2 separate regions of the Homo sapiens genome follow, and region 1 is linked to region 2. The links are chromatin loops, found by intact Hi-C in ENCODE. Cell type or tissue: ascending aorta. All regions are shown on one strand. Each heading gives the region's core, and the rest is flanking DNA. Links, peaks and the distances in the headings are about the cores only.

Region 1 (5,566 bases), core at 288-5,287, 310 kb after region 2:
CACATGAGTGCACGACAGGGGTTGTGTCCTGCTCATCTTTGTGTCATCATTCCCCCTGCAAAGCCCATCACTATGCCTGGTATGTTATCGTGAGTTGATAAATTCATCTTTTGAAAAAACAATTTCTTTTTATATCTCTGAATTTCTTGCTCATCATAGCTTTCATATCAAGAGGAATAGCAATTGGAAAATAACCATCCTCAAACAGTATTGATATAGTGCCCTTGCACATGAAACTATACAAAGAGTTGAAGGTCTAAAATAAATTTTGAGGCTGGGCACAGTGACTCATACCTGTAATCCCAGCACTCTGTGAGGCTGAGGTGGGCAAATCACTTAAGGTCAGGAGCTCAAGACCAGCCTGACCAACATGGTGAAACACCGTCTCTACTAAAAATACAAAAATGAGTGGGATGTGGTGACGTTCACCCAGCTACTTGGGAGGCTGAGGCAGGAGAATCGCTTGAACTCAGTGGAGGTTGCAATGAGCAAGATCATGCCACTGCACTCTAGCCTGGGTGACAGAGTGAGACTCCATCTCAAAAAAATAAATAAAAATAAAAAATAAAATTTGGACAATTATGTAACTACCAATGGCCAACCAGTATATCCTGGATTTCTATGATGTCCCTAGAAATGGATGAAAACACAGAAAATATAATCCCTGACATAGGGAGCTTACAGTCTGGTCAGGGAGGCAAGACCTACGTGGAATAAAACCATGGTATTTTGAAGCTGGAGGGGTGTCATTAGAGAAAATAAAACAGCAACCACCAAACAAGCAAGCAGTCAGTTGGTTCTGATGTCACAGGTGCCACTCCAGTGCTGTTCCACACAGGTCCCTCCTGCAGGTAGCTGCTCTGCCTGCCAAGGCTGCTGCAGGCCTGGGAGGGAGCCCCCACCAGGAACACTGGGAGATCAACCGGGAGATCTTAGGGATTCCAAGCTGGACTCGTGTCCATATTGGAGAGAATGCCCCCGCTTTGGGTTACACTCTGGTGGAGAGGCACCCCCTAGCATGTCGCAAAGTTTGATGAACGTTTTTGTCACATCCTCTGACTTCAGAACCCAAACAGGAGTCCAGGGAGCTGGGCCAACGCTGGCTTCAAACACAAGATGGCATACTACGCTCTGATCCCTGCCTCTCTCTAGCAAAGCCTATTCCCGAGTCAAGATCCTCAGGCCATCTCTTGTTTTTTTTATGCTGAGTGCTTTCCAGGGAACATCTTCCTTCTCCCTTGTCAGTTTAGGTGCTCTGAAAAGCAGATGCTAGGACTAGAGTAGACATGCCAGAGGTTTATTGGAGGAGACATTTGGTGACAAAGGGGAGGGAGCATAGGAAGGCAGGGAGGACCCTCAGACTGAAGTGCGGGTCTGACCCCTGTGAGGGCAGAGAGGGAAGAAGGATGGTCAGGAGGAGCCTCAGATGTCACAGAAGCCCTGAGAGTCCCAGTTGGGCCACTGGGAGTCCCTGGGCCAAAGCTGCCAGGAAGAGGAATCCTCCAGAGTCCTGGCTTTGGCACCCTCTCTGGGTAGCCTGGGGAGGTGGGACCTGGCTTGGCCGCCATGATGGATCCAAGGCTTAGCAGCTGGAGGCTGTAGTCAGCAGTGTTCTCCACAGAAGCTTCTCTTGCAGAGAGATTTGAGCAAGGCATTTCCATGGCTGCCACACCCTCGCAGGTAGGATTTTGTTGGAGAGCTGGAGAGCTTACTGAGCTGTGTCTGTGGGCCTTGTCCTGGCACCCTATTCTGTTCCCCCTGCCGTTGTAATGAAAAGCAGGAAAGAAGTGATTAAACTGCAAACACTGTGGAGCAGGTATGAAGTTCAGATTGTTCACAAGCCTCAGGTGTGCAAAAATAAATTTAGCTATTTCTCAGGCAATTAAGTAATTTCTCTTTCAGTTCAAGGCTTCTCTGTCAGTTTGGGGTTACTTTACTTTAATGAATTCAAGTGTTCCTGATCCTGGCTCCCTGTGGGGTTGCACACACATTCCAGGTCTCACCTGCTGTCATGACAGTGGAGGAGGATGGCGCCTGGTCACCACTCTGCCCTGGCTTCACTGGAGGTGTTTGCAGACCAGGGGCCTGGGGTGCTGGCCTCTGTCACCACCGCCTCTCCTGCTGCTGCCCACGGTGTCTCTCAGGTCTGTGGCTCACACAACCTACCTCATGGCCACTACTGGTATTTTTCAGCTGTGAACCCTAGTCCATTTCTGGTCTGAATTCCTTCTCTCTCCACTTGCAAGTTGACTTCGGCATCATGGCTGGTGTATAGTCTGCATCAGGAAGAGCTGTGCAGCTTAGACTGGCTCCCTTCAGCTAGGGTATTTCCAGAAGAGAGCTGTCCACTGAAGACTGTCCACTGGTGACATCTGCTGCAGCTAGGGGAAGAAACACTTCATTCCTGAAATGGGAGCTGGGAGGGAAAGCTTCAGCACGAGGGCACCTGTGGGCAGACGTCTCAAGAGCGTTGACATTATGGTCCTCGTCACATCCCGTGAAGATACAAATGGAATTTACAGTGATGTGAATTTAGACCTACAGTCCCACTCCTCTCTCTCAAGGGACAGTTCATGCATCTGAGGACTATGTGTCCAATGGGAGAACCTTCTCAGCCTTTCCTGTCTGCCTTTGTGTTCTCTTCCATCTCCTCACTCCCCATGGGCATTTCCACCGTAGACTGTCAGGGAAATCAAAAGCAGGGAAATGCAAACCAGTCCATAGCCAGCTCTGGCCAAAGCCTCACCTGGATGGGACATGGCAGTGGCAGCCTTGGCTCAATGGGTTTGGAGGAATTTCCAATGGCTTTCACTCCCGCAGCTGTCACATGGACAGTCGCAGTGTCTTCTCAGGGCGTCTTCCCAGCATGGCCACTACAGAATTGTAAAAAGCCTCTGGAAGCCCATGACTGCACCTCTGCGATCTCTCTCCCACCCTGCCCATAAACAGCCCAAAGGAGAATCCTCACATTCAGACAACATAAAATGTGCTTGAGTGGACACAGATTTCTCACTAATTCTCCGTGAAATCCATGTCACACTGCCACCTACTTCTTTCTCTATTACAGTAACACAGGAATGAGTCATAGTCTGGACGATCTTCTAGAACCCCCCGAGAGCTGCAAGAGCTGGGAAACAAGCCCAGGCAGCGCTGCCAGGCCTCTCGATATAACGCTGCTTTTGTGCCAGACCCACTGGGGGCTGTGCCTCTGCGACATTTCAGCTCTAGAAATGCTCCCTCTCCATTTCCAGCCGCCATCGCACACACGCAGATGCCTGAAATTCCCATGGCTAGTGACTCACGCCTCCTGGCTCGGCAGCAAGAGTCCTGAGCTCACTTCACTTTTGTTGAAAATGAAGAAGCCACTGGGAGGGGTGTTGCTTTAAGTCAGAGAGTGTCAGAGCTGGACGGGATCTTAACTGCAACCCTGTTCTGGGTGCTCGTCCAGCTGGGCACTGCCATCACAGCCCAGCCCGGGGAAGCCACAGGAGAAGCAGGGCTTTTTGGACTCTGCAGAGCAAAGTGTTCCTTACACTGGAATGTAGTATAAAGCAACACTTTTATAAACAAACAAGGATATGATGTGATGCAGAATGCTGAATCTGGGTGAATTCGTAAAATAGAGCGTGATATGTTGGCCACTACTGGACGGTTACTAGTTCCTGCACTCATTTACAGTGGCTGTGTGGCTGCTCTGTTGGGAAGTTTGGGAAAGCGCTGCTTAGACAACAGCAAGCTACCGTGTGACCCAACAATCCCACTTCTGGGTATACACCCCAAAGAATCAAACACGGGATCTGGAAGAGATATTTACACCCCCGTGTTAATGGCAGCATTATTCCCAACAGCCAAATGGTGGAAGAAATCCAAGTGTCTCTTAGTGATGAATGGATAAACAGAATGTGGTCATCTACACAATGAAATATTATTGAGCCTTGAAAAGGAAGGAAATTCTGACACACTGCAACATGGAGGAACATTATGCTCAGTGAAATCAGCCAGACACAAAAGGACAGATACTGTGTGATTCCACGTACATGCAGTACTAGAGTAGTCAAAATCATAACAACGGAAAGTAGCATGAGAAGGGCCAGGAGCTGCTGGGGAAGGAGGGGAAATGGGGAGTTGGTGTTTCATGCGGACAGAGTTTTCGTTTGGGGAGATGAAAAAGTCCTGAAGATGGATGTTGGTGATGGGTGCATAACATCCATCTAGTGGATACTGTGGCATCCAATACCACTTACTATTGTATGTCTTGTATCTTCCCCATGCACAAACTCCACCTCCTTCTCTGGACAGCTCCTGAGGGTTGGGTGATGCCTCATTCACTCTTACAGTGTAATTTTCCTAATGCCACTAAACTGTACCCCTAAAAATGACTAAAATGGCAAATGTTGTGTTACGTTAAAAGGGGAGGGCTGCATGTGAGAACACTAGTGAATTGCCAGATCACCTCATCCCACCCCTCCCTGTCCATTTCCAGGTGTTGGAAGCTGAGTTCAGAGAGCTGCTGTCATTTCCTGGGGTGCACGGCTGGTTAGTGCTGGAGCTGAGCCCAGGCTTCCTGACCTCTACGTCAGTGTTCTTTCCTTAAAAAAACCCATTGTTTATCATTTTTTTCCATGCTGATTGGAGAGATGGCAGTCAGATGAGGCAGATGTGGCTATGTCACTTGTGGCCACTCCTCTTTTCCAGTCCCGCTGCCACCACCCTTGTCCAGGTGTGCACAGCCTGAATTACAGCAGTAACCCTAATTTGCCTCCCTGACTCTAGTCAAATGCGTTTTGCTCACACTGCTGAGGGACAGACTAAGCATTTCACCCCCTGCCTCCCAAATGTCCATGGTTTCCCATTTTCAAGAAGAGGAACAGCAAAAGTTTTAGACTTAAATGTGACACAATTAATTGGTAATGGGCATGTGTCCTCCAAGAAGCAGATACTGAAATAAAATTCAAAGTGCAAGAGATTCTAGGGGATAGCCACCTGTGAAGCCTAAGGAGGTGGGAGCAGGAGAAGCTGAGAGGGAAGGAGCATTGGACAGGAAGAGCCCCAGATCTCATGGCAGTCCTGAGCGAGTCCTAGGCAGACAGATGGCAAGTCCTTGAGCCAAAGCTGCCCATAAAGGGAATCACCCAGAGGGCAAGAATGGCCCACTTCTAGCACCACTGCCAGGCTCAGTGTTGGCCGGAGGCAGCTGGCAGAAGTGCGGCCAGGTGCGAACACCCTGATGGATCCAGAGGTGCAGCTTCCCGGAGGTTTCAATCAGCTGTGATCTCTGCAAAAGGTTTGCTTGCAGGCAGGCACCTCTGTGGCTACTGCAAGATACTTGGTCCTTTTGCTTTTATATACTGAGGAACATCTGGATTCTGAGGCCATAGTCAGGCCACGAAGAAGGGCCACAATGGATCACTGGTGTTTCTTGGCTTTGTGTAGGAGGTGGTTAGGTACAGGGATAGGATAGTTGTGGCGCATCAACAGTGCATTTGGCATCCCTTCTCTTACACTGTTAGATAGAGTCAAATTCCATAGTCTGGTGTTCAAGGTTATTCATAACCTGTCTCTCTGG
Region 2 (5,566 bases), core at 257-5,256:
GTGTGGTCTGAGATGTCTTCCTGTACATGCACCAGGATCAAGTGGGTAAAATACTGGATACCGGCAGTCTTCAGGAATATCCCGGAACAGGATCCTGAAGATGCAATGGAAACCCAATGTATATTGTTGTTCTGGAATGGAATTGAATTACTGTTATCACTGAGTAACATACAAAGCAAGAGAAACTTGCAGGGACTTTTCAGATCATGCCTAAGCTGGCTTGGGACATTTCCCAGGGCACTGGTTTACCCGGCTGATTCCTAATACCCCTAGACTGACTTAGCCATACTGAAATGCCCAGACATTTCATTGAAAATGTACAGAAATCAAATACAGCAGAAACGTGATGTTTCATGCTCGGTGTTTTGTGCTTGTGCGTGACCATTTGAATTGGCACTCCTGGGTCCTGAGATGACTTGAAGACGAATGGTTTTATCTCGGGTCTATTATGGTTCGTTCAGCAACTGGAAGCTTGTTTACAGCTCTGTGGCCGAGGGCCTGGGAACTGTCTGTGAATTATTTTGTCAACAAGTCAACCAGGGATGGCTGGCTTTGAGTCTGCTTTTTGCTTATATTTGACCCTCAATTATGAGATGTTCATACAAGGAAGGCATTATTTTAATAATAAAAATGTTTGCAGGCATCTGTTCCATTCATGGCTGAGATTTTATTGGCATTCATTGGAGTTGAAGTGAGAAGGAGCAAGTGAATTGGTTGAGCTGGGGCTTGGCCTCTGAGGGGAAGGGTCTGGGTTGCAGTGTCCTGGGTGGGCTCCTGTCTGGTGGGACGGAAGATCACTCCCCAGCCTGCCACCACGTAGTCCTCCTCCCTGAGCTGTGTGACAGGGAATGTGGTTAAAGGATGAATGAGTCATGTGGAACTGCCACATGGCTGGTCCTCCTTCCCCAGATCCTGAGAGAGCCTGCGGGGAGCTCGGTGGGCATTTGTTAAAGGGCCCTCCATCCAGCCCAACGCCCCAGATTTTCCTTTTCCCACATTCCTGTTAAAATAGCAGATGTTCCAAGACACGCCTCTGTGTGCCTGTGCCCGCTCCGGTTCCTGTCTCTGGAGTGCGTCCCCCAGCCCCCAACCGTCTGACCCAGCTAGAATCCAAAACAGTCTTCAGTCCTCTCCAGTAACACTTCCTTCATTCTTCTTCATGTTGGCCTCACCCATTTATTTATTTATTTACTTGTTTGTTTATTTATTTAGAGACAAAGTCTGGTGCAATCTTGGCTCACTGCAACCTCTGCCTCCCAGGCTCAAGCCATCCTCCCACCTCAGCCCCCACTCCGAGTAGTTGGGACTACAGGCGTGTACTGCAACACCTGGCTAATTTTTGTATTTTTTGTAGAGACGGGGTTTCACCACATTGTCCAGGCTGGCTTCGAACTCCTGAGCTCAGGCAATCCTCCCGCCTCAGCCTCCCAAAGTGCTGGGATTACAGGCGTGACTTGCTGCATCCAGTCTGCACTCAACCAATTATGAACTCAGAGTTCTGGGGTCATTAAAATTTTTTTTTATTTTTGGTAGAGAAGGGATCTCTCTGTTTCCCAGGCTGGAGTGCAGTGGTATGATCATGGCTCACTGTAGCCTCAAACTCCTGGGCTCAAGTGATCCTCCCATCTCAGCCTCCCCAGTAGCTGGGACTATAGGCATAAGCCACCATGCTCAGCTAAGTTTTTAATTTTTTTTTCTTTTAGAGATGGGGTCTAGCTATTTTGCCCAGGCTGGTCTCACATTCCTGCCTCAGCCTCCCAACAGGGAAGACAGGTGCCTATGAGCATGTACAGCTGGGTTCATCTTTAGTACCTGTTGGTGCTGCTGCTGCTGCTTTCTAGACACCAGGCCGGGAGCTTCACCTCTCTCAAGGCAGACTGCCTAACTGAGGGCTTCCCTGGCCTAGGCTGTGAAAAGGGAAGAGTAGTAGCCCCTGCCTCCTGGGACTGCTGGGGGGCTATACAGGTAAACCACGGAAGAGCGCATGCTCAGGGCCTGCATGTGGCTGGGAGCTGGCTCAGGACTCCTGGGAAGAGGTAGCTCACTTTGCACATAAATAGGCAGTGAGAGAGGCGGGGGACGCACGCAAAGCTCAGAGCCCAGGTATGTTGGGAAGGGGCCACGGAGTCATGTGTCGTGGTTGGTGGGAGCCAGGGCTGCTGCTGGTTCTCTCCTGATAGCTGATGGCCATGGTGATGGGGGGCAAAGTCCAAATGGCTTGTCTGGGCAGAAGTCCCTGTGGGGGTCGATCCTGGGCCAGAGGAGGTGGTGCTCATCCTCATAGAGAAGAGCTTTCCTGCAAAGAGAGCTGTCCACAGATGGACCGTGGAGCTCCCTGGCCAGAGAATGGGAGGAAAGCTGAGTCTCCACAGGGTCGGGCCCCGGGAGCACAGTCACCGTCTCCTGGCTTGTCCCCAGCGCTGCTGGAAGGGTTGTACTGTACAGTGGAAGAAGAATGTAAATATCGTTGCACACAGGGATTATTTTTACTGGTAGACGTCATGGTCCTCCTCCTCCTTTAAGAACAAGTGTTGGGTGTGGGGTGGGGGCAGATCAGACCCTGCCTGTTGGAGACAACAGCAGAGACGGAACTGTGGGAGGAAGGGAGGCCAGGACCAGCCAAGAGGGCTGGCAGCTGGCCCCCCCAATCCCTGCTGCGGGGGCGTCCTAGTGAAGTTTCTTGCCTCCTCAGCCCTCTTGTGCCCTCCCGAGGTCTTGCTGCTTTTCAACCATCTCTGGCCTGAGTAAAGGTGGGGCGTGCCCCTGGGGTGGGAGGGGGGCTGCTGGGCTGAGGATCCCACACAGGGTGGACCTTTGTTTTGTGGGGCGGGGTCGGGTACAAGGTGGGCCTGGCATGGAAAAATTAAAGGCCGCCAGAAGGGAGTTGGCAGGGGCCGCCCGTGAGAGCCCATGCCTCTGAAGAGCTATTTATAAATCGGGCACAGGGCATTCAGCTTTCTGGGGCTTCCCTTCCTCCAGGGCATGGTGGGACCAGCGCTCCTGCCCGCTGGGGCTGGGGTTGCCAGGCTCCTCGCCTGGCCATGGGAGCTGCATGGTGTCATAAATGGACTCAAATGCCACAGTTAACTGTGGCTGGTGTCTATTTTATGTCAGAATATGGAGGGGTGGTGGGTGGTGGGCAGGGTGGAAGTGGAGTTTGCTTTTTTCCCCATTTGCTGAGGACATTATTTTGAACAAAAATATGTTCAGAGGGTTGAGAGAGAGCATCAAGTAAAGCTGTTTTATTGACAGTGAAATCATAGCTATTGAGGTTAACTCAGGCTGTTCATAAAAGCAACCCTGAAATAAGTGGCTTAAGAAAACAAGCTGCAGAAAGAAACAAATGAGAGAATTCTGCAGTGACCTTACAGGAAGAAAGTGTGGGCTGGGTGGAGCCCCAGACTGCAAGTGAGAAGCTCTGGGCTTAGTCCCAGTAATCGCTCTTACTGGTAGTGTGACCTTGGGCCAGTCACTTAACCACTAGGCCTCCATTTTTCCCTCTGTAAGTTCACCTAATCATCACTGCACTGCCAGCCTCACTGAGGTGCTATAAGTCTGTCTTGGTAAGCAATATTAAAATATGGGTTTTGCCCCAGCACTGTGGATCATGCCTGTAATGCCAGCACTTTTGAGGCAGTAGGATGGCTTGAGCCCAGGAATTTGAGACCAGCCTGGGCAACATAGCAAGACCCTGTCTCTAAAAAAAAAAAAAAAATTAAGGAATCATGCTGCTATAAAAACACATGCACACGCATGTTTATTGCGGCACTATTCACAATAGCAAAGACTTGGAACCAACCCAAATGTCCAACAATGATAGACTGGATTAAGACAATGTGGTACATATACACCATGGAATACTATGCAGCCATAAAAAATGATGAGTTCATGTCCTTTGTAGGGACATAGATGAAGCTGGAAACCATCATTCTCAGCAAACTATCGCAAGGACAAAAAGCCAAACACTGCATGTTCTCACTCATAGGTGGGAATTGAACAATGAGAACACATGGACACAGGAAGGGGAACATCACACACTGGGACCTGTAGTGGGGTGGGGGGAGGTGGGAGGGATAGCATTAGGAGATATACCTAATGTTAAATGATGAGTTAATGGGTGCAGCACACCAACATGGCACATGTATACATATGTAACAAACCTGCATGTTGTGCACATGTACCCTAAAACTTAAAGTATAATAATAAAAAATGTAGGTTTTATGAAAATCCACTGCTTTTTCTTGCTGGCTATGTGCACAATCTCTGTTCTACTTTTTGAAAACTGGCATCTTGCTTCTCCTGCGTCATGCCTGTCTATGATGCTGTTTCTCTGTCTCCTCAAACAGCCATTTGCTCTTGCCTCATGGCTGACTTTGGGGTGGTGCTGGGGAGGCTGGCTTTCTTAAGAGAAGCATGTGAAAATTTCTGTCTCTCTACCCCTCTGTCTGTCTCCCTGTCTCTCTCCCCACTCTCTTCTCATTCTCTTTGTGGTTTGAAGGATCAAATTCAACAGAAACTTCATCCTTCCAGTTGCTCCAGCCCAAACAAAGCCCTGGATCCCCCAGGACTCCTTCTGTCTTTCTCACCCCAATTCAATCCACGAGTAAATCCTGTAGACTGCATCTTTCAGGTTTGCCCAGAATGTAAGCCCTCCTCCTCCACGGCACCACCTCATCTGAGCCGCCATCATCTCCTGTCCGGATTGCTGCAATAGCCTCCTAAAGGGTCTGCTTCCACCGTCACTCCTTCAGTGCATTTTCAACATAATAGCAGGGTGATCCTGCAAAAATGTAAGCCAGATCCTGCCACTCCTGTGCTGCACTCTCTTGAGTCACAGTCGAGGTCTGGCCCCTCATTTCCTACTCTCCTTCCTGTTACCTGCCCTCTCCCAGTCATACACTCCTCTGTCTCACCCCTGCACATGCCAGTGGTGTTCCCACCTCAGGGCCTTCGCACTTCCTGCTCCCTCTGACTGCGCTGTTCTTCCTCCAGTCAAAAATGGGTCTCTTTCTCTCACCTCCTTCAGGTCTTCCTGAAATGTGAGGTCCACCCTGACCATCCTACTTAAAATGGCATCACCCACTTCCCCTGGGTCTTTCTTGTTTTAGTTTTCTCCGTAACAGTTACCACCATCTATCATACTGTATCTTTTACCTATTTACTGTGTGTCCCTCCCATACTCACCCTAGAACGTAAGTTCCATGGGGCAGCGATTTTTCTTAATTGTGTTCACTGTCCATTCTCCTTTAACATCTCCCCTTATAAGAGGAGTTAGGGAGTAATCCCTCATTTTCTTTTGTCTGGAAGAATTTTTCTTTTGTCCGGAAGAATTTCTTTTGTCTAGATGATCTGGTCCTTGAAAATTTCACCTCACCTGTAAACCCATGGGGGCTTGGTACTTTTTGTGTGTGTGTGAGAATAATTTTTCTTTAATAATTATAGCATTATTCAAGTTTTACCTTTTGGTTTTTTGCTTAAGTCAGTTTTAATAAATTATGTTTTGTAGATATTTATCTAAGTTTTCAAAATTTTTGGCATATTGTTTTTGGTCATATTCTCTTATTAT

What was found. A loop is a pair of places that touch in the nucleus more often than their neighbours do. Peaks named below come from ENCODE experiments on the same cell type or tissue, not always from the same donor. Only the 100,000 strongest peaks of a DNase experiment are listed, where the experiment ranks them.
Region 1: it touches region 2 in a loop (2.4-fold over the local background); 2 of 110 quality-filtered maps call a loop at or near these places.

Annotation. Positions count from the first base shown.
Region 1 is chr6:4,349,767-4,355,332 of GRCh38, reverse strand. No RefSeq gene overlaps it. Among named protein-coding and RNA genes, the nearest start is that of LINC02533, 140 kb to the left of the region's middle. In ascending aorta, for the core only: a CTCF peak has its summit at 3,012; a DNase peak (open chromatin) is centred at 3,252; H3K4me3 peaks cover 1,067 bases; H3K27ac peaks cover 1,300 bases.
Region 2 is chr6:4,657,996-4,663,561 of GRCh38, reverse strand. No RefSeq gene overlaps it. Among named protein-coding and RNA genes, the nearest start is that of KU-MEL-3, 50 kb to the right of the region's middle. RefSeq lists an enhancer at 2,302-3,120. In ascending aorta, for the core only: a CTCF peak has its summit at 2,668; a DNase peak (open chromatin) is centred at 2,475; H3K4me3 peaks cover 712 bases; H3K27ac peaks cover 1,041 bases.